Regions from separate parts of the Homo sapiens genome. Here region 2 is linked to region 1. Evidence: chromatin contacts called from ENCODE Hi-C or POLR2A ChIA-PET data. All regions are on one chromosome and are shown on one strand. Each heading gives the region's core, a stretch centred on a gene start or an enhancer-like site at or near the end of the contact. The rest is flanking DNA. Distances are from core to core; before and after follow the strand shown. Region 1 holds the start of PCIF1 (phosphorylated CTD interacting factor 1). Region 2 overlaps NFATC2 (nuclear factor of activated T cells 2).

Evidence for each region. A loop is a pair of places that touch in the nucleus more often than their neighbours do. ChIA-PET counts read pairs that join two places held with the same protein, here RNA polymerase II (POLR2A). Pooled maps may share reads with other maps.
Region 2: a pooled map shows a loop between it and region 1 (7-fold over the local background). The contact joins the enhancer-like site here to the promoter of PCIF1 in region 1. A Hi-C loop is called at or near these places in 1 of 50 pooled maps. POLR2A ChIA-PET finds 5 or more read pairs at or near these places in 2 of 52 experiments (A673 and activated B cell).

Annotation. Positions count from the first base shown.
Region 1 is chr20:45,932,498-45,935,932 of GRCh38, forward strand. It overlaps PCIF1 (phosphorylated CTD interacting factor 1), which reads left to right and starts at 2,186. Exons shown (of 17, transcript NM_022104.4): 1 at 2,186-2,307. LOC107985388 (pre-mRNA-splicing factor cwc22-like) reads right to left here and starts at 2,574. Exons shown (of 1, transcript NR_171669.1): 1 at 997-2,574. RefSeq lists enhancers at 112-804, 1,087-1,236, 1,496-2,187, 2,188-2,878 and a silencer at 2,507-2,716.
Region 2 is chr20:51,398,918-51,402,335 of GRCh38, forward strand. The region is part of intron 9 of NFATC2 (nuclear factor of activated T cells 2); the gene reads right to left. Among named protein-coding and RNA genes, the nearest start is that of MIR3194, 52 kb to the right of the region's middle. RefSeq lists an enhancer at 1,529-1,998. Within about 2 kb of position 1,619, at least 8 of the 41 ENCODE cell types and tissues checked have a DNase peak (open chromatin) inside an H3K27ac peak, as active enhancers do.

The DNA of each region.
Region 1 (3,435 bases), core at 936-3,435:
AGCACTTTGGGGGGCCGAGGCGGGCGGATCATGAGGTCAGGAGTTTGAGACCAGCCTGGCCAACATCGTGAAACACCGTCTCTACTAAAAATACAAATAAAATTAGGTGGGAGTGGTGGCGGGTGCCTATAATCCCAGCTACTTGGGAGGCTGAGGCAGGAGAATTGCTTGAACCCGGGAGGCAGAGGTTGTAGTGAGCCGAGATCGCGCCACTGCAATCCAGCCCGGGCGACAGTGCGAGATTTCGTCTCAAAAAAAAAAAAGGGTAATAATCACTACATGGTTTTTAAACTTTAGTGAAAGCGCGGGCTAGCTGGGGGGCATGAGCATGGAAAACTGGTTATCCCGTAGGTCAAGAGCGACCACGTAGTTTACTGCCCAAAGCAGTACTTTTTTTTGAGACAGGAGTCTCACTCTGTCGCCCAGGCTGGAGTGCAGTGGCGCGATCTCGACTCACTGCAACCTCTGCCTCCCGGGATCATGTGATTCTCCTGCCTCAGCCTCCCGAGTAGCTGGGATTACAGGCGCGCGCCACCAGGCCTGGCTCATGTTTGTAATTTTAGTAGAGACGGGGTTTCGCCGTGTTGGCCAGGCTGGTCTTGAATTCCTGACCTCAGGTGGTCCACCTGCGTCGGCCTCCCAAAGTGCTGGGATTACCGGGGTGAGCCACCACGCCCGGCCCAAAGCAGGGCACTTCTGAAAAAGGAGGCAATATTAGTAATTATGCCAGGGCAGCAGGCATAAATCAAAGCTGGCCCCCCACCCTTCCAGAACTGAGACAGGACCCAGGAGTCTGGTTTCCCATCAGGCCTCTTATCTGAACGAGAAGCTCTGCGAGGGCAGAACTGCTGTGCCTATATAGAGCTGGCTTATTTCTGGAGGGCTCAAATCTACTTGGAGCAATGCTCATGCCACTGTGAGATGATCACGGCTAACCGATTCAGCACTTAGGAAGCGCCAGGTATTGCGCTGAGGACTTCACATGCATCACCTGAGTTAATTCTCACCAAACCTTTATGAGGTAGGCGGATTTATTATCTTCCACTGAGGAAACTAAAATTTAAATTGGTTAACTCCTTCAAGGCCACACATTTTGGGTGGAGGAGCAGGGATTGAAATCAGATGAGGATCATGAACCCTCGTTCTCAATTACTACTCATATCGGTGCCTCCGTTTTTCTTGAGCGTCCGCCTGCCTGCCCCCACGCTGGCGTGCAGCCAGGACCATGGACATCTGAGAGGCTACTCAGCCGGGGTACCTACAGCCCCTGGCTCCACACAAGCGCCGGTCTGACAGCAGGTGGCAAGCTTTTCCTCTTCTCAAGCTAGCACTGGAAGGGATGCTTGCTGGGGAGACCGGAGATGGGTGGAGCTACCACTCGGACGCCTGCAGGCTCCTACCAAAAAGAATCCTGCAGGGAGCCGGATGAGGAGCACCTCACAGCTGCCAGTTCCCTGCCAGGCTACCCGCTGTAGCTGGTTTGAGGGCTCAGTGAGGCTTTGAACTGCAACTAATGGCCACAGATGTCAATGTTGGAAAGGCCCTACAATGCATTTAGTTGATTTCCCAACTCTGCCGAAAGCCATCTCTATTACTTGCCCCCGAAGGCTAGTTTAAGTTGCTTCTACTCAAGAGCATTTACAGCTTGGGTTCGATGTATATGTAGCCCGGGCATGGGGCAGGGCTTCTTAACATTTGGACACCACGCAGCACAAAGGCCCAGAGAGGGAAAGAGACTGGCTGGAAGAGGCAGAGCCGCGCGGGTGCCAGGACCCAGGTCCTTGCTACGTCCGGAGCCTACGTCACCACGATGCCTCCCCTGGGCCGGCGGCAGAACCCGAGACCCCCGCAGGTTCTAAGACAGCCCCCACGCCCCCCAGTGCGCACGCTCAGTCCAACCCCGCCGCGCACCGCCCACCGCGAACATCCGGCTCCTGCGTGTGTGCTCGAGGGGGAAACTGAGGCGGGGACGTGCCAGTGAATTCATTCCTTCCTCAGTCCACCCGCAGGCCTACAAAGCTGTCTCCCCTTCCTCAGCGCCACAAGGAACAGCAGGGACGGATGGGAAGAAGGGGAGGGGGCCGAAAGCAAGCTGGGTGCGAGGAGCCAGCCGACCCTGCCACACTCAAGATGGCGGCGCGGCCGCGGCGAGGTCCCTCAGAGGCGGTACCAGCGCATGCGCAGCGCGGAGTCCCGGCCCGGGACACAAGATGGCGGCAGCGGCGCTGGGGAGGGCGAGGCGGAGGCGGCAAAACGGGCGGTCGAGCAGAACGTGTAGCCGCGTCCCCTCCAGTCCGCTCCGGGCAGGTAAGAGTCCCAGGAAGCCATGGTCCCGCAGCGAGCCGCGCCAGGGTCTGGGGATCCGAAGCTGGGGGGCGGCGGCCCCTCCGGCGCTTTCTGCTCGGGACTGCCGCTTGCCCTGTCTCTGTTGCCGCCGCCATCTTAGACCCGCGGGTGGGCGGCCGCGCCGGTGGCCGAAGTGAGGGAGGTGGGCCCGGAGAGCCCCAGCGGAGCGGGCTCTAGGGCCCCTCCGCTGCTGCCGCCGCCACCGCCTTTGTGTCGGGCTCCGACTCTGAGTCGCCTCAGCCCGGGGGCGGGAGCGCGCGGCGGGGCGGGGGGCGGAGCCCGAGAGATGGGCCGGCGCGCGCGCGCGCGCCAAACAGCCCACCCTCGCTGGGGTAGGGGGAGGGGAAGGTGCGCGCGCGCGCGCGCGCTGGAGCTCGCCTCTCGCCTTCGTGCGCCGTCGCGCCTGCGTACTTTGTTCGCCCTTTGACTCCTCCCTACTGGGCCGGAGAATTCTGATTGGTACATTGCGGAGATGGTCCCGCCCCACGTGCCTCCAATCCCGGACTCGGACTCTGGCTTCTGGTGGGTTTTTCTGGTTGCGCAGATAGAGTTGTTTATCCTTGAGCAGCGGTAATTCTCAAACTGCGGTATGCGTGGGGGTCGGGAAGCCACAGGATAAATAAAGACGTTAACTTAAGAGCAGTTATGTCTTACTGGGAGCGTACAATGCTGGACTCTACATATAACGGTCGAGTGATTCCGGTTTATAAGCCGGAAAGCAGAAGGGCCCGGAATCCGGGTCTGTCCAACCCAGGGGCTGGTACTTCGGCCACAGACCTGCTGCGCTCAAGTCACATAGGAAATTAAAAATGGTTTTAATTGCAAAAAATGGGTACATTTTTTCAAATAGTGTGAAAAAATGAGTCATCCTGTCTCCCAGTCACTCTTACGGTGCGTTTTAAAAATACAAATTCTTGTGTGCCTCACCTCCGTATTTATTTCTGGCTTCTGAGATGCGCAGTGAGGCACAGGAGTCTGATTTTTTTTTTTTTTTTACAAACTCCAAGATGATTCTGATGCACAGCTGGCTTTGGAAATACTGCAGTGTCCCCATTTAGCCTCACACTAAGCTGTGCCGCTTGTGCGTAT
Region 2 (3,418 bases), core at 369-2,868, 5.5 Mb after region 1:
AATCATGGAGATGAGGGACTCTGTGCAAAGTGCATTACATTATGTGGGGTGTGGGATCAGGGGAGCGTGTTCAGGGTGGACAAAAGGGCTGCTGTGGGTATGTGATGGGGTTTCAAATCATGGCCAACTACAAAGAGAAAATTAAGCTGGTTTCTGCTGCAGTCAAAGGAAAATCAGAATTTCATTAAAGATCTACTCAACTGTTATCTTCCTTCAGGCATCTACAGATACTAAACTGGGCCCCAGTTTCCTTCTTACTAGTGATATCACCTCAGTGGTCAGGGAAATTCATAAAACTGCACATTTTCTTCCTGTTTTTTGTCAACAATGGAAAAAAAAGCTCCTGCCCTATCAGAACAACGAAGGCACTTGAATGAGACCTGGGGAGTCTATTGTAAATAATACTCCTCTCTACATGTGTACAATGCCTGTGGCTTTCAAAACACCTGTCTTCCCAATCCCCTTTGGCCGAATTGGAATACCCAAGTCCATTCCAAATGCCTGATTTAGAAATGTTTTCTGAGTCCAATTTCTTACAGGGAATAATGCAGCGTTATTAGAAATGTCAAGTAAACTAGGATGCTTTTTCAAATAGAGGCATAAGCTCCCTGAAATCTCATCTTCAAGGGAGACAGAATGCTCAATAAATGAGATCCTTTCAGCGCTTATGCAGTTAGAGGCCTGGATTTCCCAATGTTGGGCTCCAACAGGAATTGGCTAGTTGGGGTTGGCTACTGCTGCCCTGGGGCAAAAGAAGCACTTCATCTCTCCTCCTTTTCTGACCATGCATCTCAGGCCATCTCCCAAAGCAAACATTTCCAGGTGGATGTGGCCCTAAGGCAGCTCCCACACTAAACTGCCCAGTCTCCACTTGAAACTGACTTCTTCCAAGTCCAAGAGCAGACAGTACTGTCGGATAATTCACTCAGGGCCTTAAAATACCACCTCTATCCTGACGATGGCCACATTAATGTTTTTAACCCAGACCATCACTCCTGAATTTCAGATTGCAATATCTACCTGCCCAAACTTCACAGGGCCAAAACCAATCTCTGGATCCTCACCCCTCCTCCCCGTGTCTCACCTGTTCCCATGATGGGAAACACACATTCTCTCTTTCCAGTTGTTCAGGCCAACCTGTGTGTTCCCTGACTCCTTGTTCACAGCCCACATCCCACCCACCCATACATGCTTCTGGATTTACCCCAGGTAGCCAGAAACCAACAACCTCCACTGCCACCCCGGCCCTACAGCAAGGTGATCCTGTTGGAACTGATGTTAGAGCACGCCACTCCCTGTTTTGCTCAGCTGACAGCTCTAAAGTTCTGTAATGACCAACACGTTGTCACTTTATCCATATCTACTCATTTAAGGAGCACTTCAGTGGATCTCAGGCATCAGGCACAGGTCTGAAGTCACACCCTTGGAGGAGTCGTTCGAATCTAGTTGGAACCCCAGGGACCAGGTTCTTCAGACCATCCACCCAGAACACGAGTTCTCTCTCCAAACCTTCAAACACCAAACCACATGGTGCCCAGTGTTAATATGGGGGGTGGGGGGGCACAATGGCGCTATCTCAGGGGACTCGAGAAACCAAGCCCTGTTCTGTCACCTTCTCAGAGAAATAGAAAGCATCACATGATGGCTCCGTCTGCAGCATTCGGAGGTGCAGCTTCCTGTTTAGTCATAGAGTTTCACTCTTTGTCAGCTTCTTTGTGGAAGACAGAGGCAGGGCCTGTCTTCATTCAACTGAGGCCCGAAATCAACTCGGGACCAGGCCACCGCCAAACACCCTCCTCCGCAGGTGGCTACTCGCTCTGCCTTCCTTCATCCTCACAGACATCTCCGGGGGTGGTGGTGAGAGTTCCATTTCTCAGGTCAAGTTAGTAAGGCAGAGAAAGATGGGGCGACTTGTCCAGGAACAGCCTCCTAGCATTGGGTAGAGACCAGATGTGGCCCCAGCTCTATGGGTACTAGTCCTGGGCTAGGGTTTCCCCAATTTGAAAGATCTTCTGGCTGCCCTGGGGCCTCTGTTAAAATGTAGACTCACATCAGAAGCTGTTGGAACATAAGCACTTCAACAGTGCCTCTGCCTCAGTCTCCCCAGCCACGAGATGGGGATGAGAACACTTCCTTGGCAAAGTCACTGAGGATTAAATGAGATGCTATAGGCCAGGCACAGTGGCTCATGCCTGTAATCCCAGAACGTTGGGAGGCCGAAGTGGGTGGATCACTTGAGGTCAGGAGTTTAAGACCAGCCCGGCCAATATGGTGAAACCCCGTCTCTACTAAAAATACAAAAATTAGCTGGGTGTGACGGCAGGTGCCTGTAACCTCAGCTACCTGGGAGGCGGAGGTTGCAGTGAGCTGAGATGGTGCCACTGTACCCCAACCTAGGCAACAGAGCAAGACTGTCTCAAAAAAATAAAAATAAATGAGATGCTATAGCTGGCTCATTGGCATGTGTTTATTAAGCCCACAATATGGTCCCCTAAAGAAGATGGAAGAGAAAGAGACAAAGACCAGTCTAAAAGAGGCCATTCCAATAACCAAGGATACCATTCTGTTTCCCTACATATTTAAATGGGAGGTAAGTCCATTGATCCACGTGAATGTGCTGGTCAGTTGTCAGTAATATGGAGATGCGGACGTCAAGAGAAAAGGCAGTATTTAGACTTACTACATGGTCCCTAAGTGTCATCTACAAATCCTCCCAAAGACACAGGGGTACCTCAAAAACCACAATTACTTTTGCGCCAACCTAATACAAGGTTACAGCCTAAGACCTATACAGTGGCCTTGCATTTTTACCCCAGGCATAAACTGGTGAGTCATCCCACTGATCCTATGGACTAGGTGATAATTTAAGATGTAAATTAGAAGTGGTTCACTGATGAGCTTAATCAATGGTGATAATTTTCATAAAAACACAAGGTGTCAACAAATAGCCATTACAGACAAAAGTACAGACCCAAGAATCTGTCTCCTTGACAAATATACAACTAGCTTCCCAGACTTCTGAGCTCACAGGCATGCACGTTTGAATGGGATGGAATTTAAGGGAAACCCTGCGTGCATCTCCGTGGTGGAACCAATGGGAATCAGGCACTGGTCTAAGGGACGTCCAGTTTTGTGTTTCTACAATGCAAGTCAGATGTCCCCTCCTAGCCAGTGTAGAATATGCTACCATCATCTCCATTGTCTGCTTTTTTGCAATGATTGCACATCAACTTACAATCTACGGAGAAACAATTGGTGACTTTCTCAACTAAGCTGCCCGACAAGGAAGGACTAACCAACTGTGTAAACTCAGACCTGAACTGCCCATTTCTATTCTCCAATTCAGCAGAATTTCTTCTGATTACATGCAACTAAGCTGCACCTCTCCTATCAAGCAACCACACGGCTTCTAAAGTAG